Linked DNA regions of Mus musculus: all the other regions are linked to region 1. A link is a loop called in an ENCODE intact Hi-C map of the cell type or tissue named here. Cell type or tissue: heart. All regions are shown on one strand.

Region 1 (4,000 bases):
GTCTAGAACTCATTAGGAAGTCCAGGCTAGCCTCAAGCTTGATCCTCCTGCCTCTATGGACCAACTGATTGGATTACAGGTATGTCCCACTACCCAGCCTAATTTTGAAGAACCAGGTTGGCATCTACTGAGGATGTACCTTCAGCTGTGTTATGATCCAACAGTAAGAAGCTAAAAAGACGTTTCATATAAAGAAGAGGTCACCATACAAAGTCAAACCAAATAGACTATGATTCAAGGGTTAAAAAAGTACACAGTGAGGAAAATGATTTCTTAACCAAGCCTGTACTCAAGTTTAGAAAAAGAATGACAAAATTCTGGTATCAATTACTCTACATGCTTTAGGGACAAGAGTATATCAATGTATTCTAATATGTCACTTTTGAACTTTCTAGACTGGTTCTAACTCTTTCTCAAGCCCAAAGGCCTATTCTTCTACCTAAGCTCAAACACACACACACACACACACACACACACACACACTCACACACTATCTCTCTCTCTCTCTCTCTCACACACACTCTCTCTCTCTCACACACACACACACACTCACACACTCAAACACACACACACACACACACTCACACACTATCTCTCTCTCTCTCTCTCTCACACACACACACACTCACACACTCTCTCTCACACACACACACACTCACACACTCTCACACACACACACACACACACACTCACACACACTCTCTCTCACACACACACACTCACTCTCTCTCTCTCTCTCACACACACACAGGGTTGGGGGCAGATACTTATTTGACATTAACTATTCTAAAAAAAGGTGCTTCAATATGCAAATATCCCCCACAAACAGCACCCCAAACACCCTTATCATCTGCTGCACAAACAGAATACAGTAACACTATCTGAGTGTGCAGAAAGTTACAGTAACTGACAGCTCTATTAGCAGACAGAGAAGAAGTTATCTGGCAGAAAAATAACCCCACAGCCTAATCAATGTTAAACCCTTTAGAGGCATATCCAGTTAGAAATGGAAAAAGATGACCACACACTCCTAGATGAGCAAATTTGTCAGCTTCTTCCAATTATATGAAGGACAGAATCACTTTGAGGTTGAATGCCTGGCTACTCTGCTTAATCCCTGATATTAACCGTCAAGCAACTGACAGGTCACAAGGGGGAGGGGTATTCACTACCTCTGCCTTTCAAATACACTTAGGTAGGTAGTATTTCTCCATCCACTTGAACATTCATTTCCATCACTCAACAATGGCTCCAGAGAAAACTCTAAAAACAACCCTTCCTGGAATTAAACAGACTAGTTTATAGCACCTGGCAGGTGGACAAGATGGGACAAAGAAATCTCCCACCCCCTAACATTTCCATCTCTTATGCATGCACCCAAATACCAGTTCTCCATACATCAAACAACTTGACTACCACAGCCAGTTCCAGGCAGAACTTCAACATTCCCTATATTCCCGAGGGCTGGTCCCTAGCCGCCCTAAATAAAAAAAAGAGCTCCCTGAACCTCAAATAAACCAAGTGTCTAATTCCCATGGGGGAAACCCTCTTCCTGCCTATACTGTCGTGTTCAGCCAAGACAGGCCAAGCTGCTTAGGATGGGAATATTTTGTGGCACTGAGAAAGTGTGCTGAGTTTCTGGGAAACTGCCTTATTTTCACTGCTTTTTCACTGGCTTGTTTGTAGCTGTAAATATGTGCTTAAGGCGTTTCTCCTCACCCACCCCACGCTCAAGATTTAAAAGAAATAGCTTTGCCCTTGCCTCTGCCCCTGGACATCTATCCGTTGGAGGGTCCTGATAGGCAGAGCTGTTCTTTCCGCAGCTTCTGGTCCCATCTACCAGTCTGATCAGCTCTGCAGACTGCATTGAGTGTCCTGCGGATCTGGTGCAGCAGAGCCCTAGAGAACCAAAGCCACTGGAGCAAGGGGCGCTGGGCGGGGATCCGTTTTGTACAGACCTCCTTCCACTGGGCTTTTGCTCACTTTAGGCACAGGGGACTAGCAGACACAGGCCCAGGGATGGCAACAGTCTCAATTGAAGTTCCCTTTTATTCCTTTGGGGTTTTCCACCAGCCCTTATCTCTACAGCTAAGCCTGCCTGGCCCCGCTGGGCTGCGGAGAAGTGCATTCACGGCCCATCTCCAAGTCTCTGGCTGGTGACCTTGGCCAAGCAGCCTCGCCTTTCTGCCCTCGGTGGCCTGACGCCACGTACTTCGTGGGTTAGGAAAGGGTCACAATGATGTGGAAGCGCTGAGCAGACTGCCTGGCACCCAGACAGGGTGCAAGGCAGAGAGGATCTCTCTTCTACTCGGGTGTCCAGAGCTCGCTCAGTCCTTCCCCACTTCAGTTTCCCCGGCTTTCAAACCTGCAGGATCCCGGAAAGGGCTGCCAAGGAGGACCACAGGGGCCGGGGGCTGCCGGAGGGGGTGTGGCTCCCCGAGTCGCCGGGCTCCCCAGGGCCCCAGCCCACCCAGCTGCCAGGCCGCCGCCTACCTCCTCCAGCAGCGTGACGGTGTTCCTGCAGTTGTGCAGCCGCGTGGTGAAGCTGGACGTGGTGGGCGAGTTGTAGTCCTCGGTGGTCTCGGCGATGAACTCGGACACGGAGATCTGGTCCGGCATCCTGCCGCGGGAGGGACGAGACACAAGCGGGGGCGGGCGTGAGTCACGGCGCAGGCTCCCGGGGCCGCCGGGCGGCTCATGAACGCCACGCGCGCAGCCCGACCCGCCGCGGCGCCCGGCCTGGCGCGCGAGGAGTGGAGCGGAGAGGAGCGGAGCGAGCGGCGCAGCGCCCTTCAAACTGCAAGCGGCGCGCGCAGGCGGCCGGGGACGCGCCTCCCCGAGCGCACGCAAGGGGCGGCGGGGCGGGGCGGGGCGGGGCGCGACGGGGAGGGGCGGGGCTGGGCGGAACGGACCGCTCCGGTGGCGCTGACAAGCGGCGAGGCTCGACCGACTGGGGCGCTCGCTCCCGCGGAGCGGCGGGCGGCGCGCCCGCGCCAGTCACGGGGACAAACACGGAAGTGCTCTGCGCACGCGCCCCGCACGCCCCGCCCGCCCCTCTCTCTCCACTTACCCCCCCCCCCCGCCGCCCGGCCCTCGCGCGGCCCCCACCTCGCAGCCGCCGGCGCTGGTGCTCGTGCCCGTGGGGCTCCGGAACCGCGCCCCACGCACACACACACACACCCGGCCGCCCCCGGAGCGGTTACTTCAGCGAGCTGGTTACGCGAGCGTTTTTGCAAGAGAGGGACCAAAAAAAAAAAAAAAAAAAAAGTTGTTCGTGTTCTTTTTTAGTCCCGAGTGGGTGCAGGAAGCGAGGCCCGGAAAGCCGTCTCCCTTCTGCGCGGACCGAGGGATGGGGGCGCAGCCCTGCTGCCCTCTGAACGCCAATGCTGTGCCTTGTGCAGAGACAGGAAGGGTTGTTTTAAAATACTTTCATCTGTCCAGATGTATTTGGTTTTTTTTTTTTCTTCCCCTACCCCAGAGGACCGCCGAGCATCCGGAGATGCAAAAAGTATTTCTCAGGTGCAAATGCTCTTCACTGCTAAGCAGGAACTGACTTTCTTCTGAGAAAAGTACCAATTCAGCCCCAGCAAGATGTCTACTGTTGTTAGTCCAACATACCCATCTAATTTCTCACCACCGACTGGAAGATTTTGAGAATGGTATCAACAAAACCCACCTAGTCCTTGGGATTGGCCTCCAGGAGCCCTTGAAAGCGTATGACTGGCCTCCATTAAAGCCTGCTTTGGAAGGCAAGCCCTGTGGCCCACTCAGACCTGCCTGCATACCGTCCGATATAGCTAGCTAGAGGTTGTGTTCGCTGGCCTTTCTGGCCGCGTGTGGGTCGTGTGGCTCAGGGACCCACGGAGAGGGCTTGTCTTGAGTGAGGACCGGCAGGGAGGGAGGAGAAGACTGCATGTCAAGAGGAAAAGGTTCGCCTCACAAGCTGACAAATTCTGAGATGAGTGATGTCGGCAAGGGCCACATTCCTGCTGTCTTGGAA
Region 2 (4,000 bases), 310 kb before region 1:
ATTTTGAGATCTGCAGCTCAGAGCAAAAAATATCTTTCTCTAAAACTTTTGCCACATAGTTACAATAGTTCCAAAGTGCTGTTACAGTCTAGGATGCCCAAAATATTAACAATTCATACACTATACACCAGGCAGAAACTGCTAAGCTGTGCTATAAAAGAATAACCAAAAATAATAGACAGGATATAAAGACCAACACAAGTGTTTTCAGATAATATAGTCTTTTGCTTTCCTTAAACAGGGAAAAGAAAATTACTGGCTCTTAACAACTGAAGCATCAATACTTAGTAAGAGTGATAATCCAGGCTTTTCCCTAAGGAGACTAGGAATAATATGAAAAACCCATCACTCTGTACTTCTCCATCAATTACTGTTTACTAAGTAAAGATAAATGGTTGCTTCAAAGTCAAATAATCTTGAACATGGCACAATTCCACACACCTTATTTTTAACCTATTTTCAGAAAGCTCAGAGAAATGAATTTTTAAACTCCATTAAACATCACCTATACCATGTAAGAAATCAACTGCCTTCACTCTTTGCTGGAACAACCAAAAGCAACTTATTAACCTAGCCCCCCTTGATTAAATGGTCTCCTTCTTAGTGAAGAAAAAAGTATATATACTCTGTGCATTTACATATAACACTACAGAACCACCAAATGTAGAGCATTTTACAAAGCAAGGCTTTCCTCCAAGGCAGCCACATCACTACTGATGTTATAAGGGATTTTCTAAGTCATCCTGAAAAAAATCACTCTGGGGAAAAAAAAGAATGAGAAATCTTGCTGCTGGGGCAGGGTGAGATGGCCCAAGCATGGCTACTTTAGTTCAATCCCTGAATCCCATGGTGAAGGAAGAAAACAGAATCAACTCCAGAATCACACGCAGACTCCTCCACTTTCACACACAAACACACATCATTAATTTTTTTTTAAAAAGAGAAATCTGTAAAGTGGCTATTCAAAGCCTAAAGTGGTGGTGGTGGTGGGGAACCTCCAAACCCAAGAACAACAACAACAAAAACCTAGTTGCTCAGAAAGAAAAAAGTATTAGAAAATGCTGCTGTGGCCATTACAGGGTGGTATGGCTGCCATGATATATGGCATGTGTGCTCTGAAATGAACTGGAGTTCACCATAACGGACCATGAAAGTCACAGTGCAGAAAGTGCTGTTAGTTCATTTTATAGATGCTGATTAGGCAATTTCAGTTAAACTTTACAACAGACTATCAAATACGCTCCAACTACACTCATCCTCAGCACTAAGCTTCCATTTCTACTACTAAACACAATTAAAACATGAAAAGGATCTGTGTGTTTTTTCTTGGGGTATGCTAATCTAAAATTATGTGCACTAAGGTGCTAGGACACACAAGTGACAAGAGTTCCTTAGGCTACAGGAACATCAGTATACCAAACTATAAGACTCAAAAAACTCAAAATTGATTGGAACACATTTCTCACGCAGCAGGGTTCAAAGGTGTCAGACTTAATACACTTCAGGAGAAGAGAGAAAGTGTCAACGAATGAGAAAACTTTGCTTTATCCAGAACGGGCATTTGGTGGTTCTGCAAGGGCTCAGGCATCCCAGCAGTATGTGGAGTGGAAAGGGATAACAAGGAGTGCTATAAGAGTTGTCAGAGGCAAGAAAAAGTCTCACTAACAGTACAAACAGGTGATGCTGCAAAGCAGGCATGGGATCATTGAAAAGAACACTTTTTGACAAATTTTATGCTCAAGAGAAAAATGAATGTACCACATACGAGGGAGGCGGAGTGGTCCAAAGAAGCCACGAGATTACACACACATCCCGATGGCCACTCTCACGAGACTCTGACAGACATAGATTTGGGTAATTATAATAAAAAGCTGTGTGTGTGTGTGTGTGTGTGTGTGTGTGTGTGTGTGTTGGAAACACACTAAGGCCACACCCTAGGATTGAGCATCTGGACTTTAAACGCGGGGAATTAAAAGTTGAAAGGTCTGGCCTCATAGGTGAAAGACGCAGCGATGGGAGCAAAGACACACAAACCCTCCAGGGGCGCAGGGTGTCCCGGCAAAGCGTGGCATGGTCCGAGGAAAGGAGGGGTGAGGGCCCGGGAGAGCTGGCCCGGAAAGCAGGGAACGCCGGGGCACGGAGGAGCCTGGGAGTCGGGGCGCAGCGGAGCACGGGGGCAGGATGGCAGGCAAAAAAGCCGGGGAGCCGAGAAGCGCCCGGCACGGGGCTGCCGGCTCCCGCACGCGCCGCGGCCCGGGCGGAAGAGCGGACGCCGAGAATGAATGGGCGGAGGCCGGGCCCAGGCAGGGCCGGGAGCGCGCAGAGCGGCCGCGCGGCCCGCCGCGGCGCAAGGGGCGTGAGGAGACGACCGGCCGGTCACTCACCCGCCGCGAGCTCGGGCACTCGGCCGCGCTTCTCTCGGCCGCCGGCGGCTCGTCACGGCGCTAGGGGGAGCCCCGGGCCCGGAGCGGGGCGGCGGCGGCGGCGGCCGGACCGGGAGCCCCTCCGCACCTGCCCCTCTGGCGGAGCCGCGAAGAGCCAGGCGACAGCGGCGACGGCGGCTTGGAGTGGGGAGGGCAAGAGACCCGGATGTACAGGGTAACGGCGAAGGGGGGAGGGGGAGTGCCAGGAAGTGAGGGCGCCGCGGACCTGTCCGGCCGTGCGCATGCGCCGCGCGACCGCTGCGCAAGGTAAAGCCTGGACCGTCCTCCCCGCCCTCTTCTCCCACCCCTCGGGAAAGGGGCGGGGCGCGGCCGGAGACAGGTGGTCCGGCGCGCCCCAAGGAAAGCCGGGGGGCGCGGCCACGCCATACGAGACCACGCCCTCCCTTAAAGGGGCAGCACCTTCGCGGGAGGCGGCGTTCGGGAGGTTGCCAGGGTCTTACTGCGGCGGTGAACAAGTACAAGCTCAAAAAGAGACCAAGGCTCTGAGCTAATTACCCAGGGAGACGCCACATTCCAGCATCCCGCACCTGGAGAGGTCTGGCTCCTGGCAGCAAGCCTTTCCCCTCGGGCCTGGTACTGAGCCTCTCGCGCGCGCTTCCAGAGGCAGCTCTGGCACTAGGCAGGCTCCCCAGGGCCTAGGGAGAAGCTCCGTTATCGCCTGCGATGCTATCGCAGAGACGCCCTTGGGAGGTGTTAAATGATCAGTCTGGGAACAGAAATGAGACTCACTTGATAACGTGGCTTACCACAGGCAGTCTTTTTAGATAAATCAGACCCTTGTTCTGGGGTCGTCGACTCCAGAAACGTCGAGTGGGCTGTAATTCTGATGTGATGTAGAGCTACACCACTTAATTACTTTTCTAATCCTACTGTCACTCTCGGCAAATAAATGCTCCCTTCCCCTCTGAACACACAAAAAAAGGTCTCATCTACTAGTTCATTCGAATCCTGCTGTAAAACTCGGAGCACTAGCAGGGAAATATAAACGTTTAGCACAATTACCTCTCCCATAACTATATTTAGTTTTCTGAGCACAGCACTAAGATGAAAGTAAGGTTTTGAGCATTTTGGGGGTTAAGACCCCAACTGAAAAATCCCATGAAAGTATGGACTTTCTTTTTTTCTCCTTAGGAGGATGCATATATAGACACAAATCTGCATATGATTTTCCAACTCATGAACTTAGGGGCAGTTCGAACCCACAAGCCTACCCTTTACTCCCAACACTCATCATTTAAGAACCGCTGGCCTTGATAAATGTAGCCAGTTAACTCAATCTGGTGTCTTCTACTGTAGTAAGCCTGTCTGCCTCTTCAGTTTCATGAAGACAATATGGTATGCAATCCAGGAGAGCCTGGGGTGGGGGTTGTACATTGAGGGCAAGAATCCTAGATCTCAGATCTTTATACTTCAGGAGGCTTTGGACTCAACACTACATCGGGTTTTCATCATTTTTTATTAAACTATCCTCACCATCCAATAAGGCTTGCTCCATTTACCTGACACACACTGGTATTCATTGGCCCACGAATGTAACACCATGTATCTGACTGGTC
Region 3 (4,000 bases), 71 kb after region 1:
GTGCTTAATAAGTGTGAGATGTCACTGTCAGCATTGCTCATGTAGGGATTATCTAGGCAGATTTCTAGAAAAGACCTTGGAGCTATCGTCAGATACCCCAGTGAGAGGAAAAGAAGACGGAAGGAGAAAATGTAAGGGGCCCAGGAAGATCCCATCTGACACAATGAGACCTTGGTTGGGAAAACCCACAAACAGCACAGGGACAGGGGGCCTCTCATGTCCCCCAGACCACAGCCACCTGGGTGCAACATGGAGCAGCCAGCTGGGAGGAGGGTCTGGACTAGGAGGGCTCAGCCTGAATGCACACATTCATCTCTGGGCCTGCAGGGCCTGCACTGGTTTTGAAAATCTAGCTGGCTGTGGTTGTGGAGGGCTGGAGAGGTGTAAGGAATTTCAATTTCCTTCACCAAATGGCAAGCTTGTGAAAAAGTCCTTTCTCTCTAACATTATCACATACTAAAGAGGAAAAGCCAGCCACTGAGCTTTCAAGAAGAGGGAACTAGGTGGGCTGCCTAGCTCACAGAGAGAGGAAGATTCAGAATTGAGACTTCTGAAAAAATCTCACAGCACATTCTGTGTCAAGACAATGCTGGCTTGGAGTTCATCTGTTTCAAACAAAATGAGAGAATAGAGAAAAGCACCCCCCCACACACACACACCCATATAATAACTACAATTGTATGCTTCAAATCCACTTGAAAGCTGAATCCCAAATCCACTTGTGTCAGTGAACAGAAGTTGGACAATACTTTTTTCTTTTTCTCTTTCTTCCTTTCTTTCTTCCTTTCTTTCTTCCTTTCTTTCTTAGATTTTTTAAAATTACCATACAAGTACTAAAAACCATTATGCATTTCTAAACAGGGTAATTTTAAAACCCCTTATCTCAAAATATGTTCTTTGAGATAACTGCATAGCTCAGAAACAACAGCAATAACAGATAAGAGAACAGGAGAAGGTGCTAAAGTGGAGAGAGTTGAAAGACACAGTAACACTCCTGGTTTAGGGCTGGCAGATCACAATCTGGCATAATCAGGGTGGCCAGGCCAGGGAGTTTAGAGGCTTGGAAGTAAGCTATTCCTGGCCAGGCCACCAAGTAGTTGTGTCCATAGAATCTTTCTGAATCTCTTCCACATTAAAAGAGAAAACAGTTGTTTTCCGAGATTCTTTTCTTCTATAGCACCCCACCCCCCATCAAGCCCCTCTCCCAATGGCCACTACACAGGGGCCTTCCAACGGCCCGCCAAGAAGACCTGGCCACTCAGGCTAGGATAGACATGAAACTGGCCTAAGAATTACATGCTGTGTTTTACAATCTCAAAACATTACTCAGCAATCCTGTACCACTGCTATCCCAGAAGCAATCCTGCTAACACAACCTGATGGAGTCGATGGAAGGGGGGAAATGGTCTTTTGCATCTGTACAGCTAAGGCTAAGGTCAAGTTAACTTGGTCTAGACCTGGCTAAGCCTTTCCTTGATAAAAAGAACCCGCCCTACGAGGGCGTGAGATGATGTCTCTGGATGGATTAAACAGCAGAAAACCAGATACCAGCTAGTTTCTTTCTTTCTATTTTTTTTCTCGCTCTCGTTTAAACTTACTGTTGCTCTCATAAAAAGCATCAGGTTCCAAAATGGTACAAGCGGAAGAAGACATAAGGCACTTCTCAGCTCCCAAGGGGAATTACCACTCCCCCCCCCCCCCCCATTCCCTGTTTCTTTTCCTTTTAAGTGGTCTGGGGCCTGCCAGGCAGCGCCATGTCCAGGCCGGGACCCGCGCCGAGGGGAACTTTCCTCCGCTGCGCCCGAGACAATGCGGCGGCCAATGCCCGCGCCTCCCCGCCGCGCAGGGAGAGAGCGCCCCTGGAGAACCGGGAAAAGTGCCGAGGAGAAGGAAAGCGCCCCCAAGGGCCGGGAGAGCACCCCAGAGGAGAAGGAGAGAGTCCCAATGGGAGGGGAGAGTGCCCGGGAGGACAGAGAAAGCGCCCCAGCGGACTCCGGGAGCGCCCCGGCGTCTGCCCGGGCCTCCTCCCGGAGCGGGGAGCCTTGCGCCCCGGGCGCACACCCCCAACCCGGGTCTCCTCCGCGGAGCAGGGGAACGTGCGCTCCGGCGCTGCGGCTGCGGAATCCCCGGGCCGCCCGGCCAACCCCTGCAGAGCCGGCCGCGCGCCCCGCACGCCCCCGGCTGGTGCTCTGCGGACGGACGGGGACACCCGGAGCCCACAGGGGGTGTGCGGGTGGCCGTGCAGCGCCCCACCGCGCCTGTTCCCGCCGCCCCGCCGCCTCGCCACTCACCGGGACCGGGCGGGCCGCTGGGCATTATTCCATCGCGGGCGCGGCGAGGCCGGGCGAGGCGCGGGAGCCGAGCGCGGCGCAGGAAGGGGCGGGCGACCATGTGCCGAGGAGGGGGGAGGAGGAGGCCGGCGACGCGGAGCCGCTCTCTCGAGCCCGCTCGGCGGCGGCGGCGGTGGCGGCGGCGGGAGCGGGCTGCAGGAAATCCAAACACTTCGGCAGGAAATCGGAATCCTGACTAAGCACTCCCGGCCCGCGGCTGCCCCGCTCCGGGGGCTCCCGCCGCGTTTAACCCTTGGCCCGCCGGGCACACTTCAGGGCACAGGAGTATAGGGCAGTGTAGGAGATTCATGGGGTGGGCCTCCTTCTTGGCCACAGAAGGCAGAGGTGGGGCTTATCAGCAGAGAACCTTGGCCTTGAAGTGGGGCTTGCTAAAGCTGGGACACCAAAAGACTGTGGCCTCTCTCCCATCCTGCACTGTCTTCTCCTAGGCTACTTTCTCCTGTTCCTTTCCGTGGATTTCTATCTTCTTACCCAGTGCCTGGAGGCAAAACCTTTTGGATAGCACAGAGATGATCTGGCTAGCATTCGAGCATTCCAGGCTCTGAACCCTGGTTGGAAAATGGCCTTTTTCTCTTTCCTGCAAGTGATACTTCCTTGAGGCTTAGTTTCCCAATCAAGAAAGGAGTGTTCGTAGACTTAATTTGAAAACAAGATGCTTAGACTGGCATGTTGGAGACATCAATGATATCTGTGCTTGGGTATTACTGCACACTAGAGATGTCAGAGAAGGGAGGCTTCTAACTTGTGGGCTGTGTGTTCTGCATGTCTGTGTGGACCTAGCTCGGGGGCAGGTCTGGCCCAAGGGTGTCAGTTTCTCCCTAATTACTGGTGATTATTTTTCTTTGAGTCTTCCAGAAACTGCTGTCTGAAGAAGAAAAGATCAGCCACTGCGTAGTAGAGACCCCTTTCTGGTAAAATTAGAAACTCACCAGGCCTCACAAGATTGGAGATTTTGTTCTTAACCTGAGGGTGGGAGACTTGGGGGGAGGGCGCGTTAATAAGCCTTGAGCTGCTCCAGGGGGGTTAGGAGAACTAGCCAGGGAGTCTGGGCTGCCATGGGGAGTGATTCATTGTGGTTTCCCGAGGAAATGCCACACTTTACCTGTAGGCTGCAGTTTGGTGGTTTTACTTGAGTGTTTGAGATTCCTCTGACTCTCAAGACATAGAGGAAGGACCGCGTGTGGGCAAGTGAGAACTGAAATGACCATGCTGGGAACTGAAACTTGGGTACCAGCTCTATCTCCCAAGGACAAACAGACCTGTGCTTGGCACCCAAAGGCATGTCTCTTCTTCAACACTTTCTGTAGTTACAGGTCACAGGTAAAGCTCCAAGCTGGGCCCCAAGAACCTGGAATGCCTGCCCCTCATAGCCACCATCCTATTGGAAAGAACCTCTACCCAACTGAGGTCGGCAGATAAATCACAGAGCAGAAGTCGGGCCCTCACAGTTCACCGTTTGATCCACTGTGTCTGACACCCCCACATCCTCACCACCCGCACCTCTCCCAACATCCTGCCCCTGGTCCTGTTGCTGCATAGCTCCTGTCTCTATTGTATCTTTCCGGATGCTTGCTTAACATTTCCCCATGGCTAAGCTGCATCACAGCAGAATTCTTGACTGTCTCTTGTGTTCCCACTCTCAGTGCCAA
Region 4 (4,000 bases), 140 kb before region 1:
GAGTGCTGGGATAACTGTGTGTGTGTGGCTTTTAACTAGATCATAGCTAATATATTAGTTCACTGGGGCCCAGTCCTGTCCTCAGCCCGTGGAAACTCATGACCATGACCAGGTATCACAAACAGAACAAAGCAGCACTTACAACTTCGTCTCATAATCTTTCCAGGCTTTGTCAAATGGCTTCTTGAGATCCTTAGGAAAGAGAAAATGAGAAAATGAAAACTGTTATTCATCTTTCCTCCAATAAGTAACTGAGAAACCATCAGAACAAAACCAACTTGCTTCTGGAGATCTGAAACCACATGTGCACTGGTCCCAGGTGAGAAGCCCTGCAGATGCAGGAGGGTGGGCCCTCCTGGTCCTATCAAAGCAGCAAGAGCCAGAGCTGCTCAGAGCCCAGTCCATCAATCACCCTGGGAGGCCAGACTGGGGCCCAGCTCCTCCCCCCATCCCCACTGAGGAGCTACCAATCTTTCTGAAAGGACCTAGTCTTGTTTCCAGTCGGTACCATCATGTGAAGATGCAACAGTTTTTCTAATGACAATTTTCCAAGAATGTTTTGTGCTGAAAATGTTTAGAAATTTTCAAATATAAGTACTACTATGTTTAAAAAAAGGAAGAATAAACCCAACCCTTTTAACTGAAGACTGAAAATAATAATTTCTGGCCACTTACTCCTTTGACCCCCTTCAAGTCTCCTTTTAACAAGGAATCCAAGGTGAAGATCACATTGTGGCTCAGACCCTGGAGCTGGAAAATCAACACAGAGAAAAGATGGGAGAGAGTTAAAAGAATGCACAATAAACAGTGAAACCTCTTCCTTGGACTCACCGGCCCGGGGCTCAGTGGAGAGCTGTATGTGTGTTAAATGTCTGTTGCATGTACATGCCATCCTCTTGCTAGTGTGAGTCCCCACACTGCAGCTGTAGGAATGAGGAGGGAGAGGTGACATGTAAGAGTCCCAGCTGTGAGCAGAGAGCTGCAGTGTGGTCCCAGAGCGATGCTCTGAGATACTGCTGTCGCACCTACAGATGAGTGCAAGCGACTGCTACTCATTTCAGCACTTTCAGTGCAACTTCTAACAAGACTGCAACTCTTGGTTTGACTTTTCTTCAGTTGCTGTCAAGAATAAGAAGGGAAGTGTGTAACCGGCTTTCACCATTTCCTTTTTGTGCTCTCACAGTACACACTCTATCTGTGATTCTATCTGTCTTGCATGAGATTAGATGCTCACTGATGGCCTTGGCTGTCTGCTTACAGCTGCAGCCTCAGTTATTATTATTATTATTATTATTATTATTATTATTTATTGACAGGTCTGGTTGTGTAACCCATGCCTTGGATTACAGGTTCCTAGGCATGAGCCACAAGACTCAGCTAAGACAAGTCTTTGACGGTTGAGTAGCAGGTTTTCTCTTGCTCTGCAGAGGCAGACTGCACTTTGACACAGTACAGACCTAACGGAGAAAGAGGCTGAGCTGCTGCCCAGCTGGAGGCAAGCTGCAGAGGAGCCAAAGGATGGTTTAAAATACAGTCGGCAAGATGCTGGGAATTCCCAGGGAAATCTGAGCTGGCATGGCTCTGCAGAACCGAAGCATAGTAGGTCTGGGGTCTCCTCCTTAAGAACATTTTTCTCCCATGCATGTATGTCTACCTGTCAGCCTGTCCATCTATCCATCCACTCTTCACCGAAGAGAGAATGAGCCACATGCTGTGCAGGCAGGCAGGCAGAGATGAGCAGCCCACTATTGCTCCAAGTGGGGCTTCTTTCTACACTGGCAGTCGACAGCCAGCAAGAGAGAATGACATGAGGACATCCACTGTTGCTCAATGGCCTGGTGCTGACAGAGTGGAGGGGCTGCATGCTCCTGCCAGCAAGCAGGTGAGGATGGAACGAGCCAACACACACGTTCTGTGCCAGCTTACAAACTCTCGTGAGTGCTGAAAACCCACGTATTTTTAAAATGCCAGTTATGAATCCAGAACTGAGGGAGCAAAGGGGAAGAGAAGAGAAGTCATGCCTTTTGGCTTCTGCCTTCTCCCAGTGCGTCCCTGTTACTCGCACCTTGGGTTTTCTCAGCAGCTCTGTCATGCTCTTTGCTAAACTTCCACTGGCTTAACATCTGAGGAAGGTTTTCTAGTATATACCACCAGAGGGCGTAGGATCCCTGCCAAGGCAATTCTATCTGTGTAACACAGAATTCAGCTTAAGCAAGCAGTCCAGATTGCTAAATGCTGAATGTCTATGAGAATCAGTAATGGTTTTGGAAAGTAGGGCAAAAAGGCCACTTAGAGTTTATGTATATATTTTAAAATCAATCAATCTATCTATCTATCTACCATCTTTCTATCTGTCTGTCTATCTGTCTATCATCTCATACTTTCTCCTCCCTCCTTTCCTCCCAGTCAGTCCCTGCTCCCTCTCTTCACCATCCACTCTTCAGAAAAGGTCAGGCCTCCCATGAATATCAAGGATTCCTGGCATATCGAATTGCAGTAAGATCAGGTGCATCCTCTCTTATTAAGGTTCCACTTAGAATTTATAATTATGGTCCTCAAAAATAAAAAGCTTGAGAATGCCTGGTCATGACAGAAGAAAATGAAGACCCACAGAAATCAGCCCTCTGCTCTAGACGCTAAGCTGGAGATATTTTGCTCTTAGCGCTCAATTTTATTCTGACAGTCTAAGTCTCCAGGATCCTCTGCCCCAAGGCTCTTAAGAGACAGTGTGATAATTCATCCAGTTATTAAGTCTGTGAAAACAAATTCTCTCAAGTGGGACTAGACTGAAGCAGCAATTCTGACAAATTTTGCTTGTATTATGGATACAAACATCTGTTCTCTAGAAGAAATACTATAGGTAACAAATTATTTATTGCAATAAAGTTAGTTTAGGCTTGATAAAACACTCCAGAAGTTCTTACCACAGACTGTTTCTATAAAACCGCCACTGCTTCTAATGTAGAATTTTATTTTAAAAGAAACTGAGTATAATTGCAAACCTTTCCTCTAAGTCTTAAGGGAAGTAAGGAGGCAGCTCCATAATTATAAGAGCACCATGGTTGAGCTCAGAGTCTCCATGCTGGCCTTGAATGTATGATCTACACTGTTTAACAGCCTGGGCATTCCAGAGTAGCTGGGCTGTTCATACTGATGGAAACAGCGTGCCCAACAATGGGCACCTGGCTTGGGAAACTGTAGCACTTATGAGACTCTTCCTTATTTATGTGGTATATGGGGGGGGGGAATAAAAAGTACTTACAGAGGACAAGATTGACCTCTAAAAAGATGGGGAAAAGGTTGTATGTGTACATTATTCCTAGAGAAGAACCCAGTAATCTGCTGGTGTCCACAGTGCTCTGAAGGACATGGGGGTGGAGGGAATACAGGAGGAAAGGAGGCTTTCTTCATTGCTGTTGCTGTTATTATTATTTAAAGGGCTAGAGAGAGTTCAGTTGGCAAATGCTTACCTTGCAGGCATGAGGTCCTTAGTTAGATGACAGAACCCATGTCAAAAAAGGGCAGATCTATCTGGTGGCCCAGACATGTAACTCTAATGCTGGGAGATAGGGACAGGAGATTCCTTGGGGCTCTGTGACCGCCCATTGAGCCTACTTGGTGAGCCCTCTGCTAATGAGATCTGTCCAGCCTCAACAAACAAGACAGCGGCGTTTGAGAACAACAGCTGAGGTTGCACAGGTACGCATATGCAAACATGCACAATTTTCACATGCATACTCAAACATTCTTTAAAAATAAGCAATGTACTGTTTGCTCAAGAAGAAACAGTACTTAAAACAACATGGAAAACACAGATTAAAAGCACATTTCAACTTCCAATCCTAGATGACCCCTTTCATCAATATCTCAGACCCTTGTGAATGAAGCAACAATGGAAGCTTGCTGCTACCTTGACGCGGAGGCTGCATTAGACACCAGGGGCATTATGAAATCTGTGGTCCGTGCTGAAGGTGAAGGTTCTTCTGAAGAACAAGTCTAT
Region 5 (4,000 bases), 88 kb before region 1:
AAATGGTGTTCTGTCAAGATTTCTTACCCTGAATTCTCTGAATGATGCACCGTAACCTTAAAGCATAAGCCAAATAAAGCTCTTAGTCATAATTTATCCAGCAGAGGAAGGAAAGCAGAGCAGTGTGTGGTGTTGACTTATCCCCTCTGAGGGGATTTTCCAGCAGGTGTATGTTCTGTGCTACCCCCACCTCATCAAGCCACTCTACTCGGACTATGCAGCTCCTAGACAAGGAGCTTTGGCCAGCTGGTCTTTGTACTCAATGAAGCTCATTATCCTCTGTGTTAACCAGGATTCAGTTGAAATGGAAAAACTCCAATTTCCAAAAGCCAAAGGTTAGCCTCATTTTTATAGTACTATAGAGCTAGAAGAACCCTACATGTGGATGATATAGCCTAATTTTCATATTTATTTAACCAAAAGCAAAACTCCAAGCCCTGAGAATATAAACAACTTGCCCAAGTCCAGAGTTTGACAGTCTAGTACAGAGACTAAACAGAGAGCTGCCTCTTACTCATGGGGGTTTCTATGAGGAGGATATGAAGGTGACTCCAGGCTCCAATGGCCTATGAGGGCATTTGGTTCCTCAGAAGCTCAGTAAATGGGAAGGCAGATCCTGAGATAACCCCAAGTGCTTGGGAAACATGGGCCAATCAGGCCTCTGGGAGGATACAAGCTCCAGAGGCAAGTTTGGAAAGTACTAGAGAAAGAACATGGTGGGAGGCTTGGAGGAGCCTGGGGGATCTCTAACGGTGAGAGAGGTTGAGATGAGATCATGGGTGGGGAGAGCCATATGGACTTTGGTGTGGTTAAGTTGGAATCTGATAGCCCTCCAGGTACAAGTGCCCCTGGGAAATTTATGTGCAGTTCCTGCTCTTAAAGAACCTGAGGCAAGAGTGCAGTAAGTGTGAGGCCAGACTGGGCTAACAGCAAGTTTCTGTTCCTAAATCCAACCAGCCTAATGTGGTGATGTTTGCCCATATGGAAGGACGCCAAGTCAACGATAAGGGGGGACCTGAAGGGCCCAAGAGTATAGTCACAGGATCTCATCTTAACTGAAATTGCTGACACTTGACCTCTATTCCTAGTAACTAACACACTCTTATAACTGTATGTCTAGAATAAATGCTTATAGGATGAGTAAAATGAATATGCTTAGCAGCCAGAAAAGGTCATATGAACTGTATTCTTTCAAAAATTCAAATAGGAGTAACTTCAAAGCACTATAAACCATCATGATTTTCTTTTAATACTCAGCATGTAAAGAAAAATGTATTTTATACTCTTTCTAGAGCTGCTAAATAAAACAATACATGTGGGGTGTTAGATATACTAAACAAAACGTTGGTGTGGTCCTTTTCAGTAGACACTTAGGATAAAAATCAATCCTTTATTGAATAAGGAACTCACTGATGTTAATCAGAAGCCCTAGTTCTACAAGTATCTATAATATTTAAACTAGAAGAACGTCCCACTTTCTATGATCCACACTGGAATGAAGGACATCAAAAAGTCTGAAAAGACTTACAATAAGCACTGAAAACTGTTCCCCTTCCAAATTTTAGGCAAACAGCTCCAGAAACACAACTTTATCTTCAGATACATTATTAAGTGTTTTGCTTTTTTTTTTTTTTTTTTATTTTAGCAGAAGAATAAACACAGGCTTGTTCCAAGGCCCTGACCACAGGATTTCCTTAAATGATACACTAATGAAAAATGCAAACCAGTGGAAGGCCTGACTCACCGCACCAGAGACTGCTACATTCCAAACAAAGATCTGCTTCGTATCAAGGGAGAACTAGCTCCACAAACAACAAGTTTCCCTTACCCACTTGTCTTGCGAATATTTCTGCTTTTCCGTAACATGGAATCAAAGGACAAGACTCCTATCCCCAGTGATAGATGTGTGAATAGGAATAGCTCCTAAATCATTTACTTGTGTATAGTGCTTGATTCCAATTACTCTGAAGCTGAAGATGAGATCCAGGGTAGCCAGGGGCTATACTTTTTCCTCTAGCTGCACTGCTAAAATCACCAGGGGAGACAGGCTGATCCAGCAACCTAGAGATGTCTATCTGGCTGCAGAAGCGGGACAAGCTGGCCTATCAGGTCCCACTGCAGGAGTTAGAAAGAAGGGGTGGGACAAGTGATGCACAAGAAGCCACCACTGGTGTTGAACAACTACTGAGGAAGAAACACCACTATGAGCAAGAAACAAAGAAAAGAAAAGAAGAGAAAAGAAAAGAAAAGAAACAGATACAAGTCCATGTCAGACAGCAAAGAAAAAATAAATACAAGAAAGGGACCACAAGAAGGTGGGTCAGGAGGTGGGAAAGCCAACAGCTGTCCTTCTGAGGGAGCTGATCTGAGCCTCTGCTAGCTCAGGCGTGCTAAGTGAAATGGCCTTCCTTAACTCATGCACAACTTACACATCCCTATAAAGTGAGGCACACTGACCCATGAGGGCAAAGAATTATTAAAAAATAAGATCAAGGCACACAGCCTAGCTAGTTCTGCTGACCTTCTTTAGTAAGCTCCTTGAGGTTCACTACAATGACTGATTTTGAGGGCTTCCTATGAGCTTGGCACAGAGAAACACTAAGGAGGCAGGCACTCTTAATTATTGCACAGAGGAGGAATCTGAGGTGTAAAGGTGTTGAGTGGCTTGTCTTAAGGTCACGTCCTGATAAATGTGATCCACGCGAGCTTTTCTCACTCTGCTGCTCTGTGTTGAAGGCAGCGGCAGTTATGAGAGACCCTGTGAGAACTGATGAGAAGGAACAGCATAACTGGAAAGCGGAAAGAATTCTTAACCATGATGGGAACGTGGCATGGTATGAAGGCCAACAAAGAAAGTGTATGAACGGCCTACCTCCAGACAGGGGACTTGAAACATCAGAGTTGGAAACATTACAGATTCAGATCAGAAATGGTAAGCAGGCAGCATGTCACACAGAGAGAGCAGGGGAGGGATAAAGCACAGACACTCTTTCACCTCTTTTACAGTTCACCTGGGAGGAACACGTCACTAGGGTCTAGCCACGATCCTGTGATCCCCGGCACTCAGGCCAGACAGACATTGGCGCAGCCTTCACTCATCAGTCTACAAATGGTACTGGTGTAGCCAAGTAGCTGAGAGGCAGTATGGCTCCTGTCACCATCTCTAAAGACCTGGCCCAAGCACTGCCTCTCAACATGCCAATCTGTTTAGTTTGCACAACAATCGTACAAACTACTTTACAAAAATAACTGTCCTCCTGTAGTTACTCAGAGATTCATTATATCATACTTTATCTTGTCTCACTTCATGTCAGAAATCTAAGCACCGACTCAAGCTAACTAACATGTTTATCACCCGTCCCTGGAACATGAACACAAGATGGGAAGTAAAATGCTTCCCTGCCTGAAACGCAGGACAAGGCAGTGCTAGTGCACATCCAAGCCATGAAGACAGCAAAGTGCTAACAACACTATACTACTCAGAAGGCTCTACACGTCCTGCTTGGCTGGGCAGGGCAGGGCAAAGGTGACTGAGAAGACGGGCGTTCCACCTGGCCTCAGAAAATAAAGAGCCAGAGCACAAGGAAAGAATCAAACGGTCAGAATATCCAGAGCACCAGTAGTTTAAGCCTAAGGAAAATCAGAATATGATGACAATTTCTCTGAAGAAGAATGCTAAGCAGCTTACTCAACTCAAAACAGTAGGTAAATGGGGAGCTGGGCATCAAGCCCAGGCCATCCACCTCGGGAGTTAGGGTCTCAACTATGGTTGAGAACATACAGTGAAGAGCTTCCTCGACCTAACTCTTATGAGGCAGTGAGTCAGAGCGGTACCTCCACCTTCCTTCACGGGACAGTCAGCTATGATTGCCACCTTTCCTTCTTGGTAGTACTTCACGTGGAGTCTGTTAAAAAGGACATCGAGTGAGGCCTGTCTAGATAAACTCAGGAGCCACCAGCGCAGAGATGGCTAAAGCAACTAGAGAGCGGAGCATTCTAT
Region 6 (4,000 bases), 110 kb after region 1:
TACTTTGAGGGGATTGCATAGCCTGATTAGCATCTTCTTAACTATTACAGCTAGCAGTGACCTTGAAACTCAGTTTTCAATACTGCCCTGTACCATAGTATCCTTTGGAAGGAGACTGCCTGAGGAAAAACAAATTAAAGTCACCTGAGGTAAACCATGAACTTGCTCATGTTTGGGCCACGCTGTCAGCGTTTCTTACTTGCAACGGAGCACATTCTGACAGACAAATATCCCGGGGCTCTATATTTCAACCATCTTGGGAAGAGTGTATGAATACAGAATAGCCATTTTCTCTTCCCGTTAGCTTTTCTCCTCAAAGCTGGGACTCTCTTTGGCAAGTGGTTCTGACCATGGTTCTTCTTGCCATTCTTTTCAACCCTGGTTTTTAAAGATAGTATTGCCATTGCCAGCCTATTCTCAACCCGCAATCCTCAGCTTCCTGAAGGCTAGGTTGACAGGTGCGTGCCACCTCACACAGCCCACTGTTCTGGCTGTGGCTGTAGAGTAAGGGTGGGGTTTGTCCTTGTATTAGAACACAGGGATGACCTACACATCAGAAGACAGTGTTATCAGTGGGTTCTTTGATGACAGTTAGGAGTGTTTTGCGCATAGTAGGTGTGTATTTTCTCCTCACATCTTGCGTTGGTCACTGTTATCACCAGTAAGCATTTGAAGATGAAGCCTCTACCTTGTGTCATCCTTGGTCTTCCTCTTCATCATAGGGACCTACTTTTCTTTTTCTAGCCACAGCTCAGTCAGACTTGCTTGAGTGCAAGTGCCGCTGAACTGCTTATCGGCTCACAGAGGACAGAGAGACCGGCTCTGTTTCTCTCCAGCCCTTGGGACTTGGGTGCTCCCTCTACACAGTCCTCCTCATCAGGGATTTCTGTAGCCCAGCCAACCTGCAAGATCCCATCATAGGAAGTGCCAGGTATTGGAGTGGCAGTTCCCGTATAAGAGACAGTTTCCCATCACAGGTCGACCTACTGTGTGGGATGGTAATGTAATATGATGAAGTCGTAGGCTGTGGTGCTCAGTGAATCTGGGTTTACATTCCCATCTCTAGAGACAAAATGTTCTCAGATTATTTTGGGTAGTGGGTGTGGAGGTAAATGCCAACAGTTCCAGTAACTGGGAGACAGATGAGAAGATCATGTGCATTTAAGGCTAGCCTGGGCTACGTAGTGAGTTTAAAGCTAACCTGTGCTATATAGTGAGTTTGAAGCCAACTTTAACTACCTAGTGAATAGTCTATTGAGAACTTATCTCAAAAAACAAAAGCAAAAACAAAACAAAACAACAACAAAAACCTTAAAAAACAAGTTGCTGAATGTATGTAAATTTGGTCTCATTCCTCTAAGATGCGGTAAATAAACTATTGTGTCCCTCTGGATGGCTGCTGGGTAACAGGAATTATGGGTGACAGAGACTCCTGAAGCTTCTTATCATTGACCCAAGGTTTAATTCTGCTACCATTTCTATGCTTGCTGGCTTTGGGGACCCTGGGAAGCCTCAGAGCATTCTCTGGGCCTCAATTTCCCCACTTGTAAAAAAGGACAACATCATACCCCCCACCACATGCTCATCACAGGACGACCGTTGAGGTTCACACAAGCAGAGCAATGGAACACTCCTCAATTAGATTACTTTTATGAGATAACGGGGAGATGCTGTGAGCAGCTGCTTGAACCTCTGAGAACAGACACTGGAGGGCTGGGGTATAGCTCAGTGGTAGAGCACCAATAGTCCCTTAATTAAGGCGGAGCAAGCCCTCAATACAGTATAGGAAGCAGGCCAGTCTCAGCAATGATGTCACCAAGGAGCCTGGAGAAAGAGACACAGCAGAGATCTGCTTTAGCATGGAGAGAACAGAGGAGAATGGAACCCAACAGAAGCTCACAGGTTCACGGGTTCAACCGTCATAGAGGCTGGTCCTGAGGATCTTTCTCAGGGTATAGCCTGTTGGCTGTAAGCTCTGCCAACAGAGGAGACAGTCGGAGCTGTAGTCCAACTCCCTAATCCCCTCCCTGCAAGGGTTCAGTTGCCTGAGGGGATGGTGGGAATTCCTTTTGCATTGGAATGTACAGTAGGTGCCTTCAGGAAGGACTCTGCCATTAACCGGAAGCTATGTGGGTATAGGCAGAGCCAACTTCAGGCTAAGCTGGCTCCCCTGGGCGGCATCCTGAAAGGGTGCCTGAACCCTGTCCCTGGAGGCAGCCTGGATGGGAGGGAGGTAGCCTTAGTTTCAGTGTCTCCGGGAAGCTGGGTCACAGAACATAGGCTCCCTGGGGAAGGGAGGAGGCTTTCCTGAAGGAAGAACTTTCAGTCCCTCTCTGCCAAATCCCTTGTCTCCATGGAAATGCCAGAGAGGTCCAAACAAGAGGTCAGCTTCCTTGGGGAAGGGCGGGCCAAGCATGCCAGTGAGATGCCTGCCTGTAGTATCTCACTCTGATCTGAGGCACACCCATGACGCTCCACATCTACAGGTCCAATATGGGAATGTCAGTGGCCAAGGGAGTGAGGTGCTGTCTTGGGCAGCCCAGAACAAAACCTGGAAGCTCTGAGATCATCTGGGACCTGGGAGTGACATGACTTGTCTAGGCTACATAGATGTTCCACACATGAGGACCAAAGTCTCATCTTGTGCACCTTCCATTGATCTAGAATAACCTTCCCTCCCTCCCTCCGTCCCTCCGTCCCTCCCTCCCTCCCTCCCTCCCTCCCTCCCTCCCTCCCTCCCCTCCCTCCCTCCCTCCCTCCCCCCTCCCTTTCTTCTTGTTAGCAGTGCTGTTCCTGCATCCTAACTTGCTGAATATTTACTATGTATCAGGTCCTACTCTCTTTCCATACACAACCTTATTACTTATCAGTCCTTGAAGATACACATAGCATCTCTGGCTTATAGATAGGATAACTATCGTAGGAACCTCAGTGTGTTGGAAAAATCCCAGAGCTGATAAATAATCAATCTGTTCCATTAGCCTTGATCACCTGGCAGGTGACCCAGACCCAAGAAATGCCACTTCACCTTTGAGAGTCTTCTGTTCCCTTGAATGACCCCACTCACTGACCCTTCCTTCTTTGTCCACAGGGACTACCGATCTCTGTCAGCTTCTGATGTTTAAATGCACATCTTGTTGTAGAACAAAGACAGCAGAGGAAGAAGCCTCGGGCCCTTTTCAAAATAGCTGTCTAGATTAATAGCGTTCTGCTTTGACTGCCAAGGTAATATCGATGCTGTCTGCAGAATGCCAAGGGACTCTAAATAAATAAGAAGAAGGGAGAAAATAAACCCTTGCATGTTTCTTCTGGAAACTGTTCATGACCCTGCCCACTTACCCACCGATGGTTCTGACGGCTTCTCCATCAATTTGTTTAAGAACAGAAGTGGGAGCTATCTTCTTCTTCTTCTTCTTCTTCTTCTTCTTCTTCTTCTTCTTCTTCTTCTTCTTCTTCTTCTTCTTCTTCTTCTTCTTCTTCTTCTTCTTCTTCCAGAGACAGGGTTTCTCTGTGTAGCCCTGGCTGTCCTGGAACTCACTTTGTAGACCAGGCTGGCCTTGAACTCAGAAATCCACCTGTCTCTGCCTCCCGAGTGCTGGGATTAAAGTTTCCAGTTTCTTGTTTGGTTTTGCATCTTAACACGGCGGTTTAGATGCTGGCAGTAGCTTCCCTGATTTGATCTGCCTGGTCCTTGTCCTGCAGATATCTCGTCACAGTATGGGGCTGCTGGCTGGCTGTGGCAGGCTGACAAACCTTAACACTGATTTCAGCAAGTGCTTGGCTAGAGCTGTCAAGGTTCTTCTCACCAAGTTTGACCTGAGAAACAGCAGGCTTGTCCTCAAAGGCCCCAGCGTACCACTTATAAATGCTACCAACCATTTATTTTCCTTTCCTGGGAAATACAGGGGCCAAGAGCCAGCCAGAGTGTTGTCCAGGTTCTGGGAGCTTGCATCACCCCTGGGTAGGATGTAAAGGCAAATGATCCTGTGGTGTATTTTCC
Region 7 (4,000 bases), 320 kb after region 1:
CTCTCTGTGTGTCTGACTAGTTTATGTATGGATTTGGCATAGGGCCATATGTGTGCTCTATCACCAAGTAAATCTTAGGACTTTCAAATGCCTTTATGTTACCACAACCCACCTCTTTATCCTGGTCAAGCCCACAGTGCTCTGACAACTCACTTAACAGCTTTTTACCTTCTTAACCTCCTGCTGAGAGGTAGGACTGCCAAAGAAGGGAGGGCGGGGGGACATCAATCCATCCACAAAGCCTTCAATCCAAAATTTGTCTTGCCTACAAGATGTGCAGGGATAAAGATGCAGTAGAGACTGAGAGGAACAGCCAACCAATTTGAGATCCATCCCATGTGTGAGAGTCAACCCCTAACACTATTGATGATGCTCTACTATGCTTGCAGACAGGTGCCTGGCATAACTGTCTCCTGAGAGGCTTCATCCCAGCAGCAGATGGAAGCAGATGCAGAGACCCACACCAAAAAATCAGGAGGAGCTCAGAGAGTCTTGTGGAAAAGTGGGGGATAGAATTGAACAAGCCAGAGAGATGAAGGACATCGCAAGATGACCTATAACATCAACTAACCTGAGCCTATGGGGGCTTACAGAAATTGGGCCACTAACCAAAGAGCATTCTGGGGCTGGACCCGGACCCTCTACACATTTGTATAGTTGTCAAATTTGGTCTTCATGTAGGCCCCCTAATAATTAGAGCAGGGGCTGTCTCCGACTCTGTTGTCTGGCATTGAATCCTCTTCCCCCAAGCGGACTACTTGGTAGGGCCTCAGTGGGAGAGGGGGTGTTTAGTCCTGCTGAGACCCCAGGGTGGGGTGGTACCCATGGGAGGCTCCCTGTTCTCTGAGGAGAAGGGGAGGGGGCAGTGGAGGAGGGATACGTAAGGGGACTGGGGAGACATGAGGGAGGGGAGATATAAATTGAATAAAAAAATCAAATTATTGGAGAAAAAATAACTTTGGTTGGTCTTCCCTGATCTTTGCAGCTCACTTCCTTTACATCCCAGACTAGACACTTGGCTTGCTCTTGAATCTCATCCATTATCCTCATCTTTTCGGTGAGGGAACTCAGTGCTCCGCTCAGGATCTCTTGCTCCTGCACCTCCTTCATACCCTTATTGTCAAGGTTGCTCCTTAGATGATCCTGACCCCTCTCTTGTACTCGGACAGATACACCCTGGCTGATCTCTTCAGTTAAGTCTTTTGAAGTCTTCCCCTCAAGCTGTCTTGGCAAACAGGGCTTTAGTTTTCTGGCCCCTTGCTGGTCACTTCCTTCTCTGTCTTCTGAATCCAAGTTGCTATTCAAATAGGATTACTCACTCCCCTGGTATTTTCTCCCTTCATCTGGACTGCTTACTCTTTCTGCCCCTCTCCCCAAGGTTACTGCTCTTATATCCATCACTATGCAATCATCAGTGCAGGCCACTTCCCCTGCGCCCATCATTATCCAATCACCAGTGCAGACCACGCCTCCTGGGTCCATCACTATCCAATCACTAGTGCAGACCACTCCCCCGGGCCCATCACTATCCAATCACTAGTGCAGGCCACTCCCCCTGGGCACAAATGAGCCGTTCTATCGCCCTTCATCTTGGCGAAGCTTTCACTGTCCTCCCTCATGCTTCCATGGTGCCCCAGAGAATCTGATGGCTGGAGCTCTTTGGACATTAGTGTAGATGTTAGTAAGCCTAGGCCAGACACACGAGAGACACATGATATGCACTTTTCAACTTAATAAACAGGGACTAAGTGGCGAAATCACAGCATGGACTCCACATACTATAAAGTCTTGTGTACTGGCCTCGCTTTAGTACAGTGGTTCTCAACCTGCCTGATGCTACGACCCTTTAATACAGTTCCTCAGCTGTGCTGACCCCAGACCATAAAGACCCTAAAATCATTTCGATGCTACCCATCACTGTAATTATGTAACTGTTATGAATCATAATGTAAATATGTCTTCCGATGGTGTTAGGTGACCTCTGCGAAAGGGTTGTTTGATTCCCAAAGGGGTTGCAACCCACAGGAACTGCTGCTTTAGGGTTGGTCATTCTTGAATATGTGGGACTAGATTTCAGATCCTCACTTCCTTCGTTTCTACAGGCAGTGGTTTTAAAATGTAAAATATTTGAATTTAATGCTCAATTCCCATGTAGCTTCTTCCTTACTCCTCCCATTGATTTTGATTTTCTCCATCAATCATTTCTTCCCTTCTCGCTGTGCCCTCTGTTCAGGAATCAGCAGCCTGCTGTCACTTTGTCATGTTGTACCCAGCTGTGAAGCAAATAAAATACTCCTGGAAACCTCTGTTTTATGAGAGAACGTTTATTATGTTTGCGCTTCGGAAGCCGGTTGTCACGTTCTAGCTGAGCTTTAACATAGTGGTGTTTTTCCATTATCGCTCTTGCTGCAGGAAGGGAATCCCAGTGGTCTCAGACACTGCCACCTGGCGGCTAGGTGGAAAATAACACATCTTTTAGCAAAACGTTTCTGAAGGCAAAACCAAGCCAAGCCAAACCAAACCAAACCAATTTGCTGGAGAACTGAGGGTACAGAAACTAAAAGAACACCACCAAATTTGGGATACTTGCTCCATTCCAGCAGCTGTGAGAGGCACGTACCAGCTTAAAGCTCATGCAATCTCGACCATCACAGCAAAGTGACACTCTGCAGTCACTGATTGCAGATCTGGAAATAGACCCTCTGAGAGATCAGTTTCCAAAAGCACTGTGTATTGTGGCTTGGGAGATCCATACCCCAAAACATCTGACCCCCAAGCCTCTGATCATCTACCACAGATAAGGCCAATCTTTGGGGAGAACTCAGACTCATCGATTCTTTACCCCCTTGTACATAGGGACAAATAAATGACTAATAAATTCACATATCAGGTGGGGTGCTACTTAGAAGAAAGATTAAGTTAGTGGAGTACAGAGTCCCCTCCACCTCCGAAATAAACAGATTAAAGCTATGTGTGTTGGCTTGTTTGTTTTTTGTTAACTTGGCACAAACTAGAATCATTTGTGAGGGGGGAACCTCAGCTAAAAAAAAAAATGACTTCATAAGCTTGGACTGCAGGCAAGCCTGTGGGGCATTTTCTTAGTGATCCATTTGGGAGGACCCAACCCACTGTGGGTGCTGTCATCTCTGGGATGGTGGTCCTGGATGCTATATAAAGACAAGCTGAGCAAGCCATGGCCTCTGCATCAGCTCCTGCATCTAGGTTGCTGCCCTGTTTGAGTCTTTGCTCTGACGTGCCTCAGTGTTATACTGTAATGTGGAACTTGTAACTAAAAGAAACACTTTACTTTAGTTTTTGGTCAATGTTTATCACAGCACCAGAAACCTAACTAAGGCACTATATAAGAAAATCTTCAACTCAATAAAAAAAAGGTCATTGAAACACAAAACAATACCATTCTTTGGCTGCTTCTTTAATTGATACCGTGTTTCTTTGTCTTTCTTCGTTGTGCTGAGTCTTCCTGAGGGGCAAACCATATCTGACTGTTTTCTGTATCCAGGACCTAGGACAGAGGCTGAATTTTAACCAGAAATCTTGGTAAATGAAGCAAAGAACAGTTACAGATGCTCACAAGTACCTGGGCTGCTTGGGAGAGGTGAGCATCTTTGTTTGAAAGGGGATGCTTGGGTGCCTGGAGACCGTTTGGAGGGAACGCTCTAAAGAGGATCTTAGCACCAGAAGGGAGGGGTTGTATGAGATACCCGAGGCTAAGCTTCACAGAAGGAAGCTGTGAGGAGCCTCAGTGTGCTCAAAAACAGGTCTGTAAATTGTGATAGCAGCCAGGACCACGTTGTCGGGATAGTCTTTCAAGGCACAATGCCTTTGGCCATGAATTTTTTTTTTTTTTTTTTTTTTTTACTTCAGTGTACCACACTCTGATCTAAGATCATTTTAGATCAGAGAAGCTAGTGTCCCATTGTCCCATACTTGCAGGCCCTCCATCTCTTTTCACATCAGGCACAGTCTACACATTATGATG

What was found. Peaks named below come from ENCODE experiments on the same cell type or tissue, not always from the same donor. Only the 100,000 strongest peaks of a DNase experiment are listed, where the experiment ranks them.
Region 2: a loop joins it to region 1, with 2.0 times the contacts of the local background. A loop is called at or near these places in 3 of 42 quality-filtered maps.
Region 3: it touches region 1 in a loop (7-fold over the local background); 14 of 42 quality-filtered maps call a loop at or near these places.
Region 4: it touches region 1 in a loop (4-fold over the local background); 22 of 42 quality-filtered maps call a loop at or near these places.
Region 5: a loop joins it to region 1, with 1.9 times the contacts of the local background. A loop is called at or near these places in 10 of 42 quality-filtered maps.
Region 6: a loop joins it to region 1, with 5 times the contacts of the local background. A loop is called at or near these places in 2 of 42 quality-filtered maps.
Region 7: it touches region 1 in a loop (4-fold over the local background); 13 of 42 quality-filtered maps call a loop at or near these places.

What each region holds. Positions count from the first base shown.
Region 1 is chr15:64,309,856-64,313,855 of GRCm38, forward strand. It overlaps Asap1 (ArfGAP with SH3 domain, ankyrin repeat and PH domain1), which reads right to left. Exons shown (of 31, transcript NM_010026.3): 3 at 2,494-2,620. Among named protein-coding and RNA genes, the nearest start is that of 1700010G06Rik, 2.3 kb to the right of the region's middle. In heart, CTCF peaks have their summits at 2,067, 2,950 and 3,227; DNase peaks (open chromatin) are centred at 1,506, 2,046, 2,836 and 3,776; H3K4me3 peaks cover 3,412 bases; H3K27ac peaks cover 2,815 bases.
Region 2 is chr15:63,995,514-63,999,513 of GRCm38, forward strand. All of the region lies in intron 2 of Cyrib (CYFIP related Rac1 interactor B), which reads right to left. Among named protein-coding and RNA genes, the nearest start is that of Gm25628, 28 kb to the right of the region's middle. In heart, a CTCF peak has its summit at 2,453; a DNase peak (open chromatin) is centred at 2,688; H3K4me3 peaks cover 2,568 bases; H3K27ac peaks cover 1,918 bases.
Region 3 is chr15:64,380,426-64,384,425 of GRCm38, forward strand. It overlaps Asap1 (ArfGAP with SH3 domain, ankyrin repeat and PH domain1), which reads right to left and starts at 2,494. Exons shown (of 31, transcript NM_010026.3): 1 at 2,292-2,494. In heart, a CTCF peak has its summit at 2,181; a DNase peak (open chromatin) is centred at 2,196; H3K4me3 peaks cover 2,505 bases; H3K27ac peaks cover 2,691 bases.
Region 4 is chr15:64,172,543-64,176,542 of GRCm38, forward strand. It overlaps Asap1 (ArfGAP with SH3 domain, ankyrin repeat and PH domain1), which reads right to left. Exons shown (of 31, transcript NM_010026.3): 6 at 676-750; 7 at 143-192. Among named protein-coding and RNA genes, the nearest start is that of Gm20717, 76 kb to the left of the region's middle. In heart, a CTCF peak has its summit at 2,149 (motif pointing right); no DNase peak of the experiment used is centred here; H3K27me3 peaks cover 554 bases.
Region 5 is chr15:64,221,858-64,225,857 of GRCm38, forward strand. All of the region lies in intron 3 of Asap1 (ArfGAP with SH3 domain, ankyrin repeat and PH domain1), which reads right to left. Among named protein-coding and RNA genes, the nearest start is that of 1700010G06Rik, 90 kb to the right of the region's middle. In heart, no CTCF peak of the experiment used is centred here; DNase peaks (open chromatin) are centred at 1,754, 2,094 and 3,044; H3K27ac peaks cover 858 bases.
Region 6 is chr15:64,419,606-64,423,605 of GRCm38, forward strand. The region is part of intron 2 of Gm30563 (a long non-coding RNA gene); the gene reads left to right. Among named protein-coding and RNA genes, the nearest start is that of Gm30563, 29 kb to the left of the region's middle. In heart, no CTCF peak of the experiment used is centred here; a DNase peak (open chromatin) is centred at 2,336.
Region 7 is chr15:64,625,100-64,629,099 of GRCm38, forward strand. It overlaps Gm30691 (a long non-coding RNA gene), which reads right to left. Exons shown (of 4, transcript XR_875386.2): 3 at 3,416-3,523; 4 at 2,342-2,452. Among named protein-coding and RNA genes, the nearest start is that of Gm30691, 3.6 kb to the right of the region's middle. In heart, a CTCF peak has its summit at 2,438 (motif pointing left); a DNase peak (open chromatin) is centred at 2,432.